Linked DNA regions of Mus musculus: region 2 is linked to region 1. Evidence: chromatin contacts called from ENCODE POLR2A ChIA-PET data. All regions are on one chromosome and are shown on one strand. The core of a region is the stretch at or near the end of the contact, and the rest is flanking DNA. Distances in the headings are between cores, read along the strand shown. Region 1 holds the start of Gm32759 (a long non-coding RNA gene). Region 2 holds the start of Smad5 (SMAD family member 5).

What was found. ChIA-PET counts read pairs that join two places held with the same protein, here RNA polymerase II (POLR2A).
Region 2: POLR2A ChIA-PET joins it to region 1 with 21 read pairs in Patski. The contact joins the promoter of Smad5 here to the enhancer-like site in region 1. POLR2A ChIA-PET finds 5 or more read pairs at or near these places in 2 of 5 experiments (Patski and embryonic stem cell).

The regions. Positions count from the first base shown.
Region 1 is chr13:56,579,885-56,586,734 of GRCm38, reverse strand. Gm32759 (a long non-coding RNA gene) reads right to left here and starts at 1,045. Exons shown (of 3, transcript XR_382491.2): 1 at 751-1,045. Within about 2 kb of position 4,443, at least 2 of the 3 ENCODE cell types and tissues checked have a DNase peak (open chromatin) inside an H3K27ac peak, as active enhancers do.
Region 2 is chr13:56,698,638-56,705,487 of GRCm38, reverse strand. Smad5 (SMAD family member 5) reads right to left here and starts at 2,478. Exons shown (of 7, transcript NM_008541.3): 1 at 2,357-2,478.

The sequences.
Region 1 (6,850 bases), core at 3,194-5,693:
TGGGGCAAAAGCAATCACAAACGAGTAATGGCATACAATTTTGCTGGTGTGCAAATTGAAATGGCTCAGAGTATTCTAAATAAAGCAAGTTTGAAGGCCTGAGACCACCATCCTTAGCAAAGCCGGCTCTCTGGGGCCTGCGATCTTTGGCTGGTGGGGTTTCTCTATTATTTTATAGGACTGTCTCTAAATTATGGTGGGTTGCAGTGCCTCAACTGTTGAACATGTGTTTTTCCTTCTGGAAGTGTGAAGCATCGTACATGAAATCCCTACCTGATCAAACCTCAAGGACAAAGACCAGAGCAGCTCGTCTCTAGTGGGAGGCAATATGGCAACGGATCACACAGTTCACTCCTCTTTCCTGATATAGAGGAGCTTTGTCTGAGCATGTGTGGGCAGGAGAACACAGGAAGGCCACAGGTCCTGGGAGAAAGTCTTCAAGCTGCCTGAACAAACATCCTTGTGACATGGCTATGACGAATTTTGGCTGAGTGTACTTGACACTGTGTTTGGGGAGTCATTGAGTGAATTTCTAAACAATGGCCCTGGGGACCTGAAGCCCAGGAGCTCTCATTGAAACACATCTGAAAAAATACTGCAAGGCCAAGTTACCAATGCCACTGTGGAGGAGAACTAATCCAACAACATCAACAGCAACAACAACAACACCCACTTGGTTGGCTTTGGACTTGCCCCTCGGTGCTTTATAGAGAAGATGGGCAGGTCTCAAAAGCATGGCAGCTCTCTTACCTTAGCCTCTCATTGGCTGAGATGACGGGCATGAGCCATCATTTCCGGCATGAGCCATCACTTCCGGCATGAGCCATCACTTCCGACATGCACATTGTTGGGTTCTGAAGAAAGGAGGTTGAGTGTAGATCAGTCTACAGCCTTCAGACATGTAAGGACTCAAAGCAGGCTTCCCCTGGTTACCGAGGTAACCAGCCTTAAGAATATGATAATGAGTGTCATCGACCTGAAGATCTTCCAAAAAGGCACATAGGTCCCAATTCAGACATCCAGTTAGATTGCATCAGAAAATTCCACAACTGTCTGCTTGCCGTTTCTCTCAGTTGTTCTGTAGCCTAAATATTTAGACAAAACCAAGAAATGCATCTCTTGTAGCAGATCTTTCTCTCCACAGTTGAAGGTGATCACCAGCTATGACCAGTGCTGCCTAAACTATTGTGACGTGTTGATCCCTTCCCAATGACTGACAAACTTAAACAGGTGGTGATAGCTCTCCATGTGTGCGAGTTACTGAATATGAGATTATTACACTCAGCAGGATTCTGAGCTCCATCTCATCTACCTGGCAAGAAGGAAGGGGAATTGATGCAAATGCATCATAGCACTACATCAGCGCTCGCTTGCTTTTCCTGATCTTTATATTCCAGGTTATGGCAATTTAAAAAAGTGATTGAGGGTTGTACACACCTTTTACCCATATTTGGAAGGCAGAATTAGGTGAACCTCTATGAGTTGGAGGCCAATCTGATGGACCCAGCAGGGTCCAGGACAGCCAAGGCTACATACTGAGAGTTTGTCTCAAGGAAATGAAACAAGCACCACAGTCCTAATTTTAACTGCCAAAGAAGAGCCGGGAATATAATGTAAAAACCAAGATCATCTGACTTTCAAGAAACTCAAGTAACCAATTTTGGGTACAATTATTATCTGCCATTATGCTGGTCTTTCCAGGGCTTTCTGCTTGCTTATACTGGAGGCTGGGATGGAACCCAGGGCCTCATGCAGTTAGACAAGCACCCCCCCCCCCTCGTGAAGCTGCATCTTTAGCCCTTTAGAAGGGCTTTTGTTTGGGACTTCCAAGTACATCCTGGTTAACTGTGCTTTAAAAAGCAACAGTGGTGTGATCCAGTCGCAAGCAAGAGAGGCAGGCCAAAATGTCCTCGAGGAACTGCACACAAGCACTCCCTCTGGGTAGGAGACCTGCAATGTTCTTTGTTTTTCTTTATCCTGCTACTTCCTGTTCGCCCCTGATTTCTCCCTTGCTCCTGTCCTTGCTCTGTGACCACAGATGCTGTGGCCTACATAGTCTAAAAGGAACAGTTTTTCTGACTTCTAGTTGCTGGTTTGCTGGTTGAATTTAATAAGCCTGTGTACATGTGTGTGTATGTTTGTGTGTGTGTGTCTATGTGTGTGTGATGTGCATGTGGGTATGTGCGTGTGTGTCTGTGTGTGGAGGTGTGGTGTGTGTGGAGGTATGTATGTGTGGTCTGTGTATACACACATATATATGTGGGTATGCATGTGTGTGGTATATGTGTATATCTGTGTGGTGTGCATGTGTGTGTGGTGTGTATGTGGGTATATATGTATGTGTTGTGTGCATTTGTGCATGTACATGCGTGTGCACATGAGTGTGTACATGTGTGTGTGTTTCTGAACAAGATCAGAAGGAGGGAAGAGAGGACCCAGGAAAGGCAGGGCTGGACAGTCCTGCAGCCCCTGTATTCCCAGCAGCTCAAAGGCTACTCATGGGTGCACACTCCTTTCTGCTTTGTGGATGTCCATCAGTATAAACACAGATAACATCATGTCGTGCCTAAAGGTCCCACAAGGCAGAATCTAGTCCCGATTTTACTTACCTCTCAGGTTCTCGTCCTTCCTGTGAGGCAGAACAGAGAAGGCATCAGGGATTATGGGGCCGAGGCCGGCAGGATAAGGTGTGGCCATGATTCTACGGTCTGTTATAGCGTGTAGCTTATACCTTGACTTCACACATCAGGTACTGGGCCAGTTTCTGCTTCTGCTGAAAATGCTTAAAGTTGTAAGATGGGAACTCTGATAACTGTGAGGAGAATTAGACACTTCTGTCTTTATGCCTGTGCTTTCCATTAATTGCATAAGTAGTAGTTAGGGTTTTCTTTAAGTTTGAAAACTTAGACCAAAACTGAACATAAATAATATTTGAGTTATACTTAGATAATGGTTTTGTCTTTGAGTGTAACATCTACACTCTATACTAATGTTTGCTTAATATCAAGATGGAGATGGAAAGAAAGTCACGAAAATGAGAGCGTGAGAGAAGAAAGTATAATGAAAAGGGCGAGGGGCCAGCTAAGGGCTGTGAGTTGAGATGAGTGAGATCTGCACATCTTTCCTCGGTTCACATTCTAGGTTCAAACATTCTTTCCGTCTCTGCCTCCAGAGGTTCACACCACTGTGCCTGCTTCCTACTGACCGAATCTCACAAAATACAAAAACCAAACAAAGACAAAGGACAAACTGCAAACTGAGATGCACTGTTGCAAAATAGGAGCATGGGAGCAATGGCCTTATTAGAAACCAGTTTTATATGAATTATGGAAGAGTCACCTAGCTAGAACCTCGAATTTAAAGAAGGATAAGAAAATTGACAATGAGTGTATGAACAAATTCTCTCTTGAAGCACTCAAAGGTGGCCAAAGGGTTCCAGTGCCCAGTGGTGCACGGAGGGCAGTCATTCTAGAAGGCAGTGTGCTACTCTTTCTAGTGCACATGCCCACCGCTCAGAAATTCCACTATCAGCACATCATGGAAGGTGGACTTCAGGATGTCTGCACTGAATGAATCTCAGGATTCTCATGGCAAAATTGGGAACAATCAGAAATCAGGTGATTTGCTAAATAGCTTCAAGTAAGACTAGGCACAGGGCCCGTGCAGCTCTGAGCGTGGCAGTGGACTGGTGACTGGGCTGTCAAACCAGGGCAGGAACATACAGTGATCCCCTCACAGTTTGTACCGTGGACAGAGCAGGAGCTAGCTGTTGACCTGGAATCACTCAGCTGCCCCTGTCCTGGTCCCTCTGGCTCTCCCAACAGAGACATCTTAATGTATGAAAAGGCTTCAAACAAAAGCATTTACTTTGTCATACTGAACACTCAGCCTGAGGTCATCTGCAAGCCCCACTGAGTGGACTCCCTGACTCAGAATTGTGCATCAGCTCATTATTATGTTTTCAAAGGAAGGCTATAAAAGACTGGCAGAGCTCACACTAAAACTCTGGGGTGGGGTGGGGGGAGGGTTGTAGAGAGGGTGGGGGATGGGGGAGGGATGTGGAGGGGGTAGGGGGGCAGGGAGTGGGGGCGTGGGGGAAGGGTTGTGGGGGTGGGGCAGGGAATGGGGGCATGGTAGGGTAGGGCTGGGGGGTGGGGGCAGGGAGTGGGGGAGGGGCAAGGGAGGGTCTCGTCACTCCTGGTTTTTTTTTCACTGTCCATAAATTACACTTAGGGAGGTTACCAGGAGTCTCAGGAAAACAGCTGAAGCCCATCTTTCTAGGAAGAAGAACTGATGATGGTGAGGGGGAACCACCCCCACACTCTAGGAAGCAGCTCCCCAGCCCCTGGCCAGCTGCGCAGTGGAGGAGGGCCTCTCCCTGCCTGCTGCCAGCAGGCTGCAGGGTCACGGGGCTGGGCTGTGCCTGAGCAGTCAGCACACTACTCCATTGTCTGAGCAACACACCCCATTGAAGTCAATGAGAAACAGATGGCCGGGACCACTCTTGCTCCGCACACCTCCAGTGTCCTCCCTGCTTGCTCGCAGCCTCCAGGGTCAGCCAGGGATCTGCTTTTTATTTTACAGACAGAGAAGAGCCACAGAGGAAGGGAGGAAGGGCTGAGGGAAGCTATAGTTTCCAGAGCGCCAAGGGAGTTGATGCAATCATAATTCAGTTCCCACCCCCTACTCAGGAAGGCAAGACCATCCAACCAGGCAGGATGCCTGCAGCCTGGGCTATAAACTCTGGCTCCCCTCCCCTCCCCTCCCCTCCCCTCCCCTTCCCTCCCCTCCCCTCCCCTTCCCTCCCCCCTGGTTCCAGCAAGCCCCTGCTGGGATCTGTGGGCTCTTCCCCAGGCTCTCAGGGCCAGCAGCAAAAGAGTTCAAGTGGGGTCTTGCAGTTCTCATTGTGAGAAGAAACCCTGTAGTCAAACACAGTGGGAAGCAAGTCCCGGATAGGTGGGGTAGAAGGAATCTGGGTCTGGTGGCCCCCTCACAGGGAATCATTTCAAGCGCTGGCACAAGCCAGGGACAGCCATTTGGCCAGAACAAGGCATGACGTCATATATTGGGTATAAGGAGAGGCACTGAAGCTGCCTGGGTCCTGTCCAGGCTCTTTTCTTAATTGCTGTGCTACCCCAGGCTGACTACCTAAGCTCTCTGAGCCTCTGCTTCCTCATCACATAGTATGCTGGGTAGGAGACTAGTATCACCCTGTAGGCAGCAAACAGCAGCAGGGGCTGATTCACCAGAGCAGACTCACACTGCTTGGTGCATGTGCCATGCTCCTTGAAGGCCAGCTCGGATTAGAATGTCAGCTCCCTGTGTCTTTTATCTTTCTTCACACTAACAGCATTTGGCATCATGGCATGCTCATGTGTATATTTCCCGTAACCCCAATGGGCATAACCTCATTTCCATATTTTCCCATAACCCCAATCAGGCTCTGCCTGAGGGCAGTCTCTCCCTAGGGTGCCATCTCTGGATCCCACCTGTAGCTACTATCTCTCTAGATTGTGACTTGTGTTGTCTCCAGATCAGTGTGGACCATTGTGTATGGTGATTGTGACAAGCCAAATGCACACACACACACACACACACACACACATACCCTGCCCATTCTCCCCCACAAGGCCCTGTGCAGCAGTAGTGAATAGTATCCTAGTTCAAACAGAGACTTGTATGTGACCCCAGGGGAGGAGTTACCACCCCAGAACCCTAAAATGAGACAAAGAGGGGAAAGTGACCCAGAGAAGGGGCCCCCTATAAGGGGAGGGAAGCCAAACTGTGGCTGCAAATTGAGAAAACATTGACACAGAGATGGAGAGTTTTGGAGTTTTGGAAGGAGAAAGGCTAACTGGCTTTTGAGATGTGGAATCGGAAAGGGAAAGACATCACGCCATGGGAATTTTGGAAAACAAGAATCACAAAGCTACTTACAACTGATAGAGTGTGGATGCAGAAGACAAGAGGGAACACTACAGGTGCGTAGGAAGGAGGCTTTGAAACATGAACATCAAGGCCTGTCCAAGTCAGTGAAGATGTGCCCGCCTGGCAGCTTCCTCCGAATGTGCTAATTACACTTTGTGTTCTTCAACAAAAATAGTTTCTTTGTGAGGAGGGCTGGAGTCCAAGGGTGGGAGAGAGCATCTTCTCACAGGCAGCCAGTAGGCAGCCCCACTTGAAGGATAATAAATATATTGTTATGCAACAGCACACTCACGTCTCATGAAGGCTGGCTCTTACTATCCTGGTGAGGATGAGCATTCTGAGGGAAAAAGAGAAGGTGGCAGTACGGCTCAGTGATGAGGTCCCTCTTTGTATCATTTATGCCAGGCTACAGTAGCAGCTCCAGATCTCAGGGGTTCTAAAAAACACAGGCGACTTCTGATTCATGTCCCAGTCTATGGTGGGTTGGGTAGAGCTTTGCTCTACGTCTGTCTTACCCTTACTCAGTGGTCTAGGGTGATGGAGCAGCTAGCCTCTCACACCAAGCAAGCTGTAATGGCAGAGACAAGGAAATGAGCTAACACATACACACAGACACAGACACAGACACACACACACAGATACATACTTGCACACATGTAGACACACATCTATACACACACAAGCATGGACACACACACAGGCATACACACACACATGCATGCAGACACACATCCACACATTCATGTCTTGCGCGTGCCCAACTGGCCAGGAAGAACGATGCTGCAACAGGATCCTTTTGCACACATTTATTCAGTCCTGTTTCTTCTTTCTCTATATCTCCCTTGTTTATATCTCCCTTGTTTATATCTCCCAATAATAATAATCCTCTCTTGAATAATAATCTTCCCTCTAACCCGGGCCT
Region 2 (6,850 bases), core at 1,229-3,728, 120 kb before region 1:
AACCTCATTAGCCACAGACTGCCACTGTTTCTCACTGCAATCAATGGCTACCTTTGCCAGAGGGCGAAGAAAGGCAACACACACATCATCTACCCAATGCTATGGCGCCCCCACCACAAAGAACCAGCTAAGCAGCCCCAGCCAGACGGCCCAGAACACACCACACATTTTACTTTCCCCAGGCTCATTGCTCTCTTCCTTCTTTTAACTATGCCATATCCTATATGGACACAAGGAAAACTCAATCTGAGTGTTTGGTACAGTAGGGTGCACAGGTTCCAGAAGCTGATAGAGCAACCCAACCAAAATAAATAACCAGATGTGATGGCACAGGCTTGTAATCTTAGCATCTGGAGGCAGAGGTACGAGTTCAAGGGCATTCTGGACTACATAGCAAGTCTGGGCCCAGTCTGGGTCACCAGAACACCTGTCTGGGAAGGAAGGAAGGAAGGAAGGAAGGAAGGAAGGAAGGAAGGAAGGAAGGAAGGAAGGAAAAGTCAGTTGAAAAGATTCACCTACAGGAAGTGACAAAATGATGAACGGCATTTGTGACAAAGACACTGCAGAAGTTGAAGTGGTAACAACAGTTATCTAAAGGACTGAGTGGGGAAACACTAAAGAAGGAGAGTGCCAAGGAGGTCACCACCTAGCAATCATACTCGCCTCACTATGCAGTCCCCCAGATGGCCTGGACCTCACACCTGTCTACCTGCCTGGTATTAGAGGTGTGGGCCACCATGCATGGCTACAAAACTATTTTTCCTCTAAGCTTAATATGTACAAACCTTATATAGGTTAGATTTTGATAGACCAATTCTTCTAAGTTGTTTTGGAATTTTATAATTTCTGGGGTTCATTTTAGAGGGGGAAAATGTTACCAAAAAGGGTAAAAGGAATAATGTGATTTGTTACTACTGCTACTAACCTCATCTGGATCATAAGCTCTGATAGAGCAGTTGAGTGTGAAACCGTCCTGCTCCATGGAGGAACTGTTTCCATACAACAGGCATTATGGGCTGGCATCTAGCAGAAACCCTCAACTACTACTCTAAGCGTTTCTAAACCTACTGGGTTTTCAACTTTAACGGTAACTCCCATACACTAAGAAAATCCAAGCACTCTTTGTTTAAAAAAGAAACACACAGCCAGAGTTGGTGATGGCTCACCCCTGTAATCCCAGCACTTGGAAGCTGAGGCAGGAGGATTGGCCAGAGTTCAAGGTCTGCCTAGCAAAACCCTGTCAGAAAGAAAAGAAATCACATGTACCCTTTCGCTTAGCCTCTGTCAAAGCAACCAACAAATTCCATTGATCGCCCAGTGTCCGTTGCTAGGTAGGCATACACTTGATAGTGCTAGGCAACAGGCATGATGTGATCAACTCCACCAGACTTCAAAACTTTTTCCACAGAAAGATAAACAAGATATACTTAGCACCACACCCATCTAAACGCAGCAGCAGCCAGAAATACCCACCCCCCACCCCCCTCCAGCTGCTCAGGAAACACTGTCTTTTACGATCAAGATAAAGATCTAGCCTACAGTGTTCGGCCGTTCCTGCCTTCCAGGTTGGCCGGGACTCCTTTCGCCGGGGCCATCACAAACCGGACACACACACACACACACACACACACACACACAGAGACACGCTTCGGATCGCTGGCACACCTCCAAATACCTCGACCATCCCCGCCAGCTCCTTCTGCAACCGAAAAGTCCGGGCCACTGAGCATGCTCTGACCCTAAGACGGCCGCCACCGGGGAAGTTCCCAGAGCTTAGGGTTCCCGGCTCGGCGCAGCCAGAAGCGCAGAGGAGAAAGGGCAGGGGGAGGGGATGGAGTCTGAACTTGGGCACGCATGCCCAAGGGAACCACCGGGACCGGGGCAGAGACAAAAGCTGCTTCGCTTCCTCACACAAAGTTTAGCGCAGCGAGGGAGCCTCTGCGACGTCCGGAGAGTGACGGGCGGGCGAGCGGGCGGGCGGGCGGGCGGGCGGGCGCAGGGGCGGGTCGCCGCCAGCCGGCTGGCCGGAGTGTAATTCCCACCGATAAGCGCGGATCCTTATCTCCCAGACACAAAGCGGCGGGGCGCGCGCTCGGCCTAGGCCGCCTGCGCGGCTCCGCGCGCGGGCCCGGGCGTCGGTGGCGCGCCGAGGTGGCAGCGGCCTCGTCCGCGCCGGCCTCGTCGGCCGCGCGGGGCCTCCTTAGCACCGGGGCCTCCCGCGCTGCGCGGAGCCCCGTCCCGTGCCGTCAGGTCCCGCGTGGGGAGCCTCTAGGCCTCCAGCCTCACGCGGGCCGCTGCCGCCGGCGCTTGTCCCTCCGCCGGGCCCCGAGCGCCCGCCCTGGGGCCCCTCACTCACCTCCCCGCCGCCCAGGCGCGCTCTCCTCACGCCGTCGCCGCGCTGTGCACGCGCCGCAACTTTATTAGCAGCTCGGCCCCGGGACAAGCGCTCGGCGCCCGCTCGCCGGGGACCCGGATGATGAGGGGGAGGGGGGGCGGCGGCGGAGGGCCGCGGCGGCCGGCGCATGCGCGTCGGGAGTGGCCGAGGCCTGGCTTCTGCTGTCCGCAGCGAGCCTGGAAGTGGCACTTGGGTTAGCCAAGCTCACCCGCCTTATAGCGAAACGGTCGTCCTCGCTCTGGAGAGCTGGAGACCTTTCTAGCCAATCTAAAGCGTTAAAAAGTATCTTCAGCTACAACTTCGCCGTTTTCATTGATTTGTAATAGAAACCCTAAGAGACAGAGACCTCTGGCTGAGCATCAGATACCACACAGCTTACTAGATGTAGCCTTAATATTGCTCCCAAAGGGGGAAAATCCTCTGCAGGTGGAGATAGTGCTGAACCCGGAGCTGAGGACGAGTGGCCATTTCTCAGGACACAGTCCCAGCTGTTCACGGGACACCGCCCCACATCTGGAAGCCGGGAGCGCCTTGAGCTCTCAGGCTTCAGCAAGTGGAGGCTTAGAGGTGCTCGAGCTGTCTTACAGGGTAGCTCTGTACTAATCCGGCTGTCTGGCTTCTCTTCCCCTCCAAACGGTCAGCTTGGACAGCAAGGGAAAGCTTTTTAAAATAGTTTCGTGTTTATTTTTAAAGGTCTTTAAAACTGATCCCCCCCCCCCCCACACACACACACCGGTTTTCTTTTTGAGTAAATTGGAACTATTTTTAACCTTTCCCAGTCAATCCCATCCTCCAATATCAATTCTGTAGATCCCTAATTCTGACAGTTTCTCCTCACTTTTATTACCACCTCCTCCGCCTGAACCAGGGTCACCTCACTTGACACACAAATGCGGCGGTTTCCATGTTTCTCCAGACTCCAACGGCTTGTTTCTATTTGGAAGAGATTAAATAAATGCCGTGAGGAGGCGTTTATGGAAGCAGCCATGTCAAAGGGTGATAGGTGAGAATCCGGCCAGAGCTGGGGAACTAGAGAGAGAGCACCAAGGGAAGGCAGCAGCTGTGACTGCAGCCAACCATCCGCAGGAAGAAATGTGGCAGTGTCCGCCCATTATTGGCAGATCTTCTGGCTTTTCGAAGAAAGTTGGAAATGCATCTTTTTCTATACTAAAAGGAAATCACACATTTATCTGATCAGCTGCCTCTTTGTCTCTTTCCTGGGCTCCCTGACCTGCCCTCCCCTTCTCTTTTTTAGACATTGAGAAGACTCACCCTGGTACAAGCCAAACAAAACAAGCCCATGGTCCCAATATAGCCTACAGGCCATCAGTGTGCAATCTCAGGTCTCCATCTTAAACTTCTTTACTACATCATAAACTCTGCGCAGGAGGACTCTGTATGCGCCAACACTGCCTGGCTTACTGATTCCTGGCTGTTAAGTCTTTGCTGTTACCGGCCCTTGGAAGGCATGGCTTCTGGAGCCTGGCATGGATTTACAACTCCCAGACGTACCTATAACCCTACTGAAAGAATGCCCTTTTTTCGGAACTGATGTTTGCAGCCGACTTTGCTTAATATTGTGTGTATCAGCGCCGTTCCTCACTTCAAGAAACTATTAAAAATCATTTCACAAATTGTGTGCATATTTGTAAGAACACTTCGTGAGTACTGGGGTCCTGTCCCGAACCGTGGGTATAATCCTAAAAGCAAGTATTTCACTTCCTCAACTGTGTATCTGCACACTGGGCAAATTAACTTGAGACTCCAGGCTCTCGGGTGGCTTTGTACATTCAGGCCAGGCCCTCAGTTACAAGAGATAATAACACAGAAAGGAAGCATGGGGGCTTTAGCAGCCAGTAGGACTCTTCCAGAGAATTGAGAAGTAACCTAAACTTCACAGGATGTAGAACTCAGAGGGCCCAGTATACAGTTGTCAAAGATTACTGTCAGGCTTGCCAGAGGCATAAAGAAGTCTTGCTTAGGGTAATCAACTGAATCTAAGAACAAATGTGGCACAGTGTGATCTGACCAGATGATACATGATGCATGCAGTGGGAATCAAGATCTGTAAATATATATCATAAGTAATATAAATAATATAAATATATAACTATATAGAGAAATATGATAAATAATATAGATATAAAGTATATATATCTATATATACACATACATAATTTCAAGATTTCTGGATCATTAAGCCCTGCAGTTGTCAGCCAGGAAACACAGTCCCCTGCCTTGCAATTTGAAGACTTTCTCTGTTGTCCCAGGCAGCATGGCCATGGGAACCTAGCAGGTAGATGCCAGAGATGATATAAACACCCCAATCAGTGGTTCTCAACCTTCCTAATGTTGTGACTCTTTAATATAGTTCCTCATGTGTGGTGACCCCCCAACCATAAAGTTATTTTTCTCGCTACTGTATAACTGGAATTTCGCTATTGCTATGAATGTCTGTGTTTTCTGCTGGTCTTAGGCATCCCCTGTGAAAAGGTTGTTTAACCCCCAATGGGATTCTGACACACGGGCTGAGAACAACTGCCTTAAATGTATACAATGACCTCCTTGTGCTAAGAACTACACAGCTCCCATGGTGACGTGAAAGAGCAAGAAACCTCAACCTCCAAATCCTTTGTACTTGATTACATTTCCTTTAAGAAGAAATTGGGCCTTTTCTCCCCAACTCTTTCGATATTGATTACGTTAGTCATTTGATAAACAGAATTAGCCTAAAGGGTTTATCCATGGCCCACTCCCACTTTACATTTTTCCTGACCCAAGAAGTAAGCAATTTTCAGGAAAATTGGGAAAACACATAGATCATCTTCTCTTATGTTTTATTTTTAAATATAAAATAATTGAGGCGAGGTGGGTTTTGGTTGAAAATTATTAATAAATATTTTAAGTCCACATTTTTGCTTTAACTCAGAAGACCCTCCCTAATATACCTACACATCCAGTGGAGCTAGAAGAATCCAGGGTTTGGTGGCATCACCCAACAGAAGCATCAAGGAGTGACATTATCACAGGCATCCACACCTTCATAGCCCCCCAGAGACACCCGCCATCCTCAGTTATGGAACGTGGGCACCAGAGGAAGAAATGCCTAAGTTTATATGCGTTCCGCAGACAGGATCCTACGGTAGAATAAAGCTCCCGTTTCAAACTCTGAGTGCTTTCTGTCTTCTTACCCTGGCAGACAACCCCCAGCCTCTATCCTTAGTACTGGAAACACTGTAAGAAGCACAGCTAAACCAAGCAGCGCTCCAAAACCAGTGAGCTACAAAGAATCGACTCATGAAGACGCCAGGCAGGCCAGGGAGAGGAGAGCACCTACAGCCCAGCTGGCCAGAAGTTTTGTGGTTGTCTTTTAGGAGAATAAACCAGGGAGGGAGAGCTGGCCTAGCGGGTAAGAACACAAACTACTCTTCCAGAGGACCTGGGTTAGATTCCAGAACCCACATGGGAGTGGTCCACAACCACCTATAACTGAAGCTCCAAGGGAGCCACCGCCCTCTTCTGGCCTCTGTGGGCAATTGCACTTACATGCACACACCCACAAGAGATGAGCAAATATACAAATAATTAAACATAAAAACAAATCTTAAAAAAGATAGAGAATAAATCAAGGGGCCACACCAACTAGAGATTACACCAAAGTGGTTTTTAATAGAATAATTTAAAGTATTTTCCAGTAAAATTCTAATGTGAAGGCTTCCACACCAATCAGTAAGCCAGGTGTGGAAGCACACACCAGTAATCCCAGCACTGGATAGGATGACATGGGAGGATGACATGTGAGTTCAAGGCCAGCCTGGACTGCATAGTGAGGCCCCGTTTCAAAAATCAAAAAGAACGTATTGAAAGATAAAATTCTTAACTTGGAAGCTGAAGCAATAACACGCAATAAGAGTAAGAGGAGAAGGAGGAGGAGGAGGAAGAGGAAGAAGAAGGAGAAGGAGGAAGGAGAAGGAGGAGGAGGAAGAGGAGGAAGAGAAGGAGAAGGGGAAGAAGAGAATGACAGCTGTGTCCACTCAAAGCCCAGGAAACTCTTTGAAGCTTCAGGGATGACAGCAGAGAAACCATAAGCCCCCACAATTATTGAGCACACTTTATGTGTGTACCTATATGTGAATTTTCTAAAGACAAAGTCCATGACTTTCATCAGATTCTCAAATTGTTTCCAAACTTGCACATACTTATAGACACTTAAGGCGGCAGTTGCTTTATGCATGGTAAACAACTAGTGTGTCTATGTTACATTACAGCCCCTCTTTTTTTTTTCTTCCTTTTTTATTCACATCAACATAATTAGGAGACTCCTCTCTGGGGAAGGCAGCTTAATGTAGAATGCAAGAACCTGGCTCGCCTGTCTGCAACCATCTGCTACATTAAAGAAGACTTCCTGTGGCTGGAATCCAAAACATGAAATTAAAAGGGTTGCTTGCACCCAGA